2 separate regions of the Homo sapiens genome follow, and region 2 is linked to region 1. Evidence: chromatin loops called from intact Hi-C (ENCODE). Cell type or tissue: GM12878. All regions are shown on one strand. Each heading gives the region's core, and the rest is flanking DNA. Links, peaks and the distances in the headings are about the cores only.

What was found. Peaks named below come from ENCODE experiments on the same cell type or tissue, not always from the same donor. Only the 100,000 strongest peaks of a DNase experiment are listed, where the experiment ranks them.
Region 2: a loop joins it to region 1, with 2.0 times the contacts of the local background. A loop is called at or near these places in 2 of 110 quality-filtered maps.

Annotation. Positions count from the first base shown.
Region 1 is chr1:186,182,910-186,185,833 of GRCh38, reverse strand. All of the region lies in intron 105 of HMCN1 (hemicentin 1), which reads right to left. LOC105371654 (a long non-coding RNA gene) reads left to right here and starts at 86. Exons shown (of 3, transcript XR_007066772.1): 1 at 86-172; 2 at 579-656; 3 at 1,655-1,727. In GM12878, for the core only: no CTCF peak of the experiment used is centred there; DNase peaks (open chromatin) are centred at 1,583 and 2,448; H3K4me3 peaks cover 557 bases.
Region 2 is chr1:186,077,162-186,080,085 of GRCh38, reverse strand. It overlaps HMCN1 (hemicentin 1), which reads right to left. Exons shown (of 107, transcript NM_031935.3): 55 at 1,866-1,979. Among named protein-coding and RNA genes, the nearest start is that of PRG4, 220 kb to the left of the region's middle. In GM12878, for the core only: no CTCF peak of the experiment used is centred there; a DNase peak (open chromatin) is centred at 1,595.

The DNA of each region.
Region 1 (2,924 bases), core at 278-2,777:
GGTCAAATGCACTTCTATCATGGAAGCTGTGCTGAGAACAGTGTTACTACGATGTCATTGTACAGTAGTACATAATTTGGTAGTTGGATAATGGTATTTATATTGGGACTTGATACAAAAGTAAGCATTTTAGATTTGGCTCCAAACATCTTCTAAGGAAACCACAGACAATGTAAGTATTTATTTAAAACAATAACAGTCTCCACAAAGTAAAAAGATACTGGGTTAGAATGATACGGAGTAAATAACTTTTTAGTTAGTTATATGTGCTGACAATGATGTATATGCTATTACTAGTATTATACTAGGATTAGCTTTCCTACAGGAATGAAACACAATGTGGACAAACTTTTTCAGTGAAGTCTTGCCTACTGCCTCTGTGAAAAAATTTCTAATTATGATTTTATCAGCCAGGAGGGCTTAATCTCCTTGACAAAATAAGATTGTCTCAGTGACTTGAAAAGCCTTCTAGAAAAATGTGAAATTCAATTAGCCTTATCTTCCTTCTCGCATTAAAAAAATTTCTCTTCATATTCATTGTCCACATTTTATCTTATTTTCATCATGAACTCTTGCAGAAACATGAAGCCAGTGGGCTGCAGGGGTCCATGATAGTGGTGTGGAGACTAGAAGGTGGACGCACATCAGTGTGCATAGTAAGTTGTTATTTAGTAGTTACCTTATGATATATTTTCATTGGGTAAATATGAATCTATAAAGAAATATCAGAATCTAATATAGAAATATACACTTTCTATTAAAAAGCTTTCCTAAGTACTGAGGTGCTGGGCAGGTGGCCCTCTTCTGTCTCTGGTCTATTACCCTCTCCTCAGGGTGAAGCATTCTCTCTAGGAATCCAGTCACTCTACTTATTTACTCTACTCACTATTCTTAAAAAAAAGAAGACAGAAAAAGAAATAGAAATTGTGTTGTCTTCTGTTCATGGATGATGTGATGTCTGGTTTCTATTAAATATAAGAATATTATGATTGAAATGAAAGTATTTTGTAACATAAATATTGCTACAAGAAAAGAATCCCAAAATGAGCTGAAAATTTTTATATTAACAGCTTCAGAACATATGAATGTATTTAACCTAGTGCTTCTGAATACTAAAAAATTTAGGATAAACATACTTGAAACATCTGTCTTATAGAAAATATAAGTAATTTAGATTCTTGATAAACATTATGCATTGCATTTTTAAAACACGGATGAATAAGAGCACTTATTTTAAATGCAGTGCTCATAGAATGTTTCCAAATTTTTAGAAGTAGATTAGTGGTGCATAAAATTAGCATAAGGGTCCTTTAGTTTCTCCTCTCTGTGTCTTAGGCAATTCTTGATTGGTCATGCTTTTTGTTTATTTTGCAGTCTAGTGACTTTCACTTTTGACTAGAGTGTCTGTCCTTGTTCAATGTCAAATTCACTTTAATTTCCCTTTTATTATTGACGTTTGTATCAGTAATTTCTAAATCTTTCAAAAAATCATATGCAAATAAAAAGCAGTCTTTGGTTCCTTATAAATGCCTCAAACACTTTCTAAAACTATAAAAAGAATGCAAGTTATTCTTCAGGGCAAAGAAAAAGGCATAATTGTTTTCTCTCAAGTCTTTTTAAAACCACAAAAATATGTAACCCATTTAAATTGCAGACATTTCAAGTGACACCTGTTTCTGATTTGACCACGTCATTTTCCACTCTCTGTAGCACAACTGAAAGCTGAAGAACGTTTTGAACTAAGTGAGTGACAAAGGCAATTAAAAAAAGAAACTGGCACAATTTAGAAAGGGAGAAAAATTCTCTAATGAGAATAAAATCTGGCTAAGGGGTTGTGCGTTTTGAGTGGTTATTCCAAATGCTTCGGTATCTGCCCTGTTGCCTTCCTTGGTGCCTGGGGTACCTGGAGGGGGTGTGGTTTTAGTGTGGGCATCGCCACTCCTTCAGGAAGACTCTTGGGTTGAAGAACTGGGGAAAAGTGGTAATATCTGGACAAAGTGCCCTCACCCCATCCTGCCGCCTCAGTGCAATGCTCCTGGTGCTCACAGCATCCCAGGAGACAAAGGACTATTCTAGACATATAGATCTGAGGTCAAGTCCTACCTCTGCTCTTGATTATTCTAGGACATTAAGGCTCACATAATCACTCTGATAATTAGTTTTAGAATGGGTACAAATTATCTAATGGGTGCCCATTAGAATGGGTGCAAATTATTGCCCTTGACATATTTATACTGCTGATTAAAGTGAAATAACAGTTGCTTTGGAAAAAGGTAACAATATGATTAAATAAATTATTCCAGTACTTTAAATCTGAGTAAAACTCTCTGCATGGGGTAGGTTCTTAAGAAATATTTGGTGACTGATGGCCCAAAGCGAAAGTTATTACTCAACTTCATGTTTCATCTCTGGCCCACATGACCCAGTGGGGGCCCTCAGGGAGTGTGAATGAGTAAATGGGTGGGGTAGGGTGGTGTGGGATGAGGTGGCAGTGTTCACAGTAACTAGGGTGAAGCCATTGTCCACCTTGGTTTTGCCTCCTGGGACCCATTTTCCATAAGCTGCATTGCAGCAAGTCTTTTGTGAATCCCATAAAGAGAAAAAAATTCAATCTAAATTTGATTGCTGCTGATAAAGCACTCTTTTGGAGCTTTTATTTGCTATACTTTACAAAAGGATATAATTTTCCATGACACAAATTAATACAGTTCAAAAGCTTATTAAGACCCACATAATACTCCTAGATTTTGTCTACAAAATTCAAGGGTTTCTTAGAAGATTTTTAGGAGCTATACAAGTTCTTATTTCTCCTTAATATAAGTACATGTTGCAATATAATCAACTTTACCAAATTACAATGCTCCTTTCACATTTTTGTGTAAAAAGGGAACCACTGAGATTGATGTTTTATTCTTTGTCATTGC
Region 2 (2,924 bases), core at 122-2,621, 110 kb after region 1:
AGTTTTAGATTAAATGAGACTATCACCACCCAACATCAAGAAAACCAATCAAGAGCTGAAGCATTAGGAGGGCTAGGAGATTCAGGCACTGACATGCAGAGGCCCCCACCTCAGCTCTTTGCTTCCACCTGCTCCAGCTGCCACACCCTACTAGTGGGTTACACCACTCAGAATTGTTCTCAGTGGCCCTCCCTGCACCTGGGAGGTGAGCAGCAGACTTGAAACAGCCCTAACTCAGAATTTGGGGACCAGTTAATTTTCTTGCTTTGTTCCACCTTCTAAACTCATCTCCAACTTGCTTGCTGACTTCCTAATTGAAAATAACAGCCTGAGGCATGAACATCTACCCTTGACCATCCAATCCCATAGTTTCATTTCAATTTCACTGAATCGCAATCTTTCCCTACCTATATTATCAACTCCTTCTACTCACCCTAAATTAAACTCTTTCCAAATTTAGGCCTGTAAGGTACATGGATGTGTTTGGTCAAGGAATAGGCAGAGGCAGACATCCAGGCCTGCATGACTCAGTGGGATTGATGCGCAGGCACACAACTCTACTTGTTATATAACCTGTTTGTGTAAGTTCATACTTGGCTCTGAGCCACTATTGTCTGTAGAAGGTATAACTGCTCTGCGACACTGTGCACGGGGCTCAGTTTGGCATGGCATAGCATGGCTTGACATGGCTTGCGTGTGCCCAGAGAGAGAGAGTAATACTACTGACCACTGTAAGGGAGAGCCAGGCTCCTTTAAGGCAGGCAGGAACCAGCTCGTCCCCAGAGAGAAAGAGTTAAGCTGCTAACACTGCAAGAGAGAGCTGGCCTTGCAGGCCAGCCATAGAGCTATGCACGGGAGCCGGCTGCTGAGAGGAGCCACAGAGGCAGAGCAAAAAGCCAAGATAAAGGGGGACAGTGTAAGAGAGCTAGTGTGAGAGAGCTGCTGATGAGAGAGCTGCTGATGAGAGAGCTGCTGATGAGAGAGCTGCTAAACACAACTAGAGCTGGGGATCGAACCTGATCCTAGGCAGGACATATGGCGTAGCTGTGAACCTGACAAGGTCAAGTTAAGCCAGGTGGTCCAAGATATTCCTTCACTGTCCTTGACAATGTCAGCATTGATTTTTTAATTGTCATCTCATCTCTTTTCCTTGTAACTCTCTCATGAACTTTAAAATCTATGTTAATTGTTATGTCACTTATCTTTTCCCTTACAGGAAAAATACTTCTTCAACTCTCTGTTCATGCATTCAGATGGTGATTTGGTTCAAGGTTGGACACATGAACTAGACCTTATCAATTAGAACATTGCAACCTCTTGCTGTCTGTGATTGGCTCTGGATGGATACGTGATTCACACTTGGCCAATTAAAACCACGGAAATTCAATTCTAGGGCTTCAATTGTAAATACTAGGAGAAAAAACTTTCATTTGAATGTGGAACTAGGAGGATGCAAGCCTAGAGCTGCTAGAGGCCACCTTGCTATCCAAGGGGATCCCCCTCCCTGAGAGTGACATTAATAAAGAAAAGCAGAGTCGAGAGAGGTAAAGTCTGGTTGACCTCATTTGAACCACAGAAGTCAGACATGACTGTAGCCAGCTCTATTTTGGGACTTTTCTGATTCATAAGTCAATGAATTCTTTTTGTTTGTTTGTTTTCATTTAAGTCAGTTTGTTTCTTAATACTTCAAGAGTCCTGACTAATGTGCTGTCAATTTGTAGAAGATAATTACCTCCTTGGGAGAACTATCAGTTTCTGGTTATCTTTATAGTCTCAAAAGCGCTTAGTGTAACATCCTGCAAACATTAGTTCCTCAAAAATACTTTTCAGTAAAAGAATGAACAATAAACAAAAGAAAAACTCACCGAGTACACGGACATCATATTGAAGGGAATCTTCTCCAGCCTCATTCACAGCCACACATGTGTATCTCCCAGCATCTTCTACTTTAGCCCGAGGAATCTGCAACACTCGCCCTCCTGAAAATAATATCCCACTATGTTTACTCCTCTAATCTTAGAGTGAACACAAGCCATAAACAGATACAAATTTTCAGGTCTAATGACTGCCTTACATTTTCTTTCAAGGTTCCTGTTTCATCCAATGGTTCAGTTTTAATCTCAGATACCACTTTTACAACAAACACTGCATTATTAAAAAGTGAGCCAACATATGAATCGGAACTCCTGAGAAATGAATAGCTCATGTAGATTTTCCTAGAAGGGGGACTGCTACTCTATGTGCTTCATCATATTTCCTAGGGAATGTTACTATATAGTGACTCCTTGCTTTTATAGTTTTGAACACTTTTAATAGAAGTTTACACCATTTGCTGCAAGTACTTGTTTGAGAAAGCAATATCCAAGGTTGTAAAAGTATAAAGTGTACTATTTTACATACATTCTTATGAGGATAGCTGTATATTTTTAAACATCATGTAGATATAATTTCAAATTTAGAGAAAAGTTGCAATAATTATATAAAGACTTTTACTCATGTTCACTAATTATTTATATTTCACTCCATTTGCCTTATCTCTCTCTGTCATATGTATATAATCTTTTTCTGAACCATTGAAGAGTAAGTTGGAGACATGGTGCCCTTTCACCCCTAAAATACTCATAAATCCATATTTCATAACAAGGATAATCCCTTATATAACCGTGTTACAATGATTAAAAACAGAAAATTTAAAATCAAAACAAAACTACTATTGAATCCGCAGTCCATAATCAAATTTCATTATTGTTGCAATAATGTTTTTTATAGCCATTTTCCCCAAACCCAGATCTAATTTAGGATCACATATTAGACAGAGTTACCCTATCTACTTAGTCTCTTTTCATTTTTATTTTCAGGATACTCTTTTATTTAATTGGGGTCAAATTTACATTCAATTACTTACTGCACTGACCTTAAGTGTA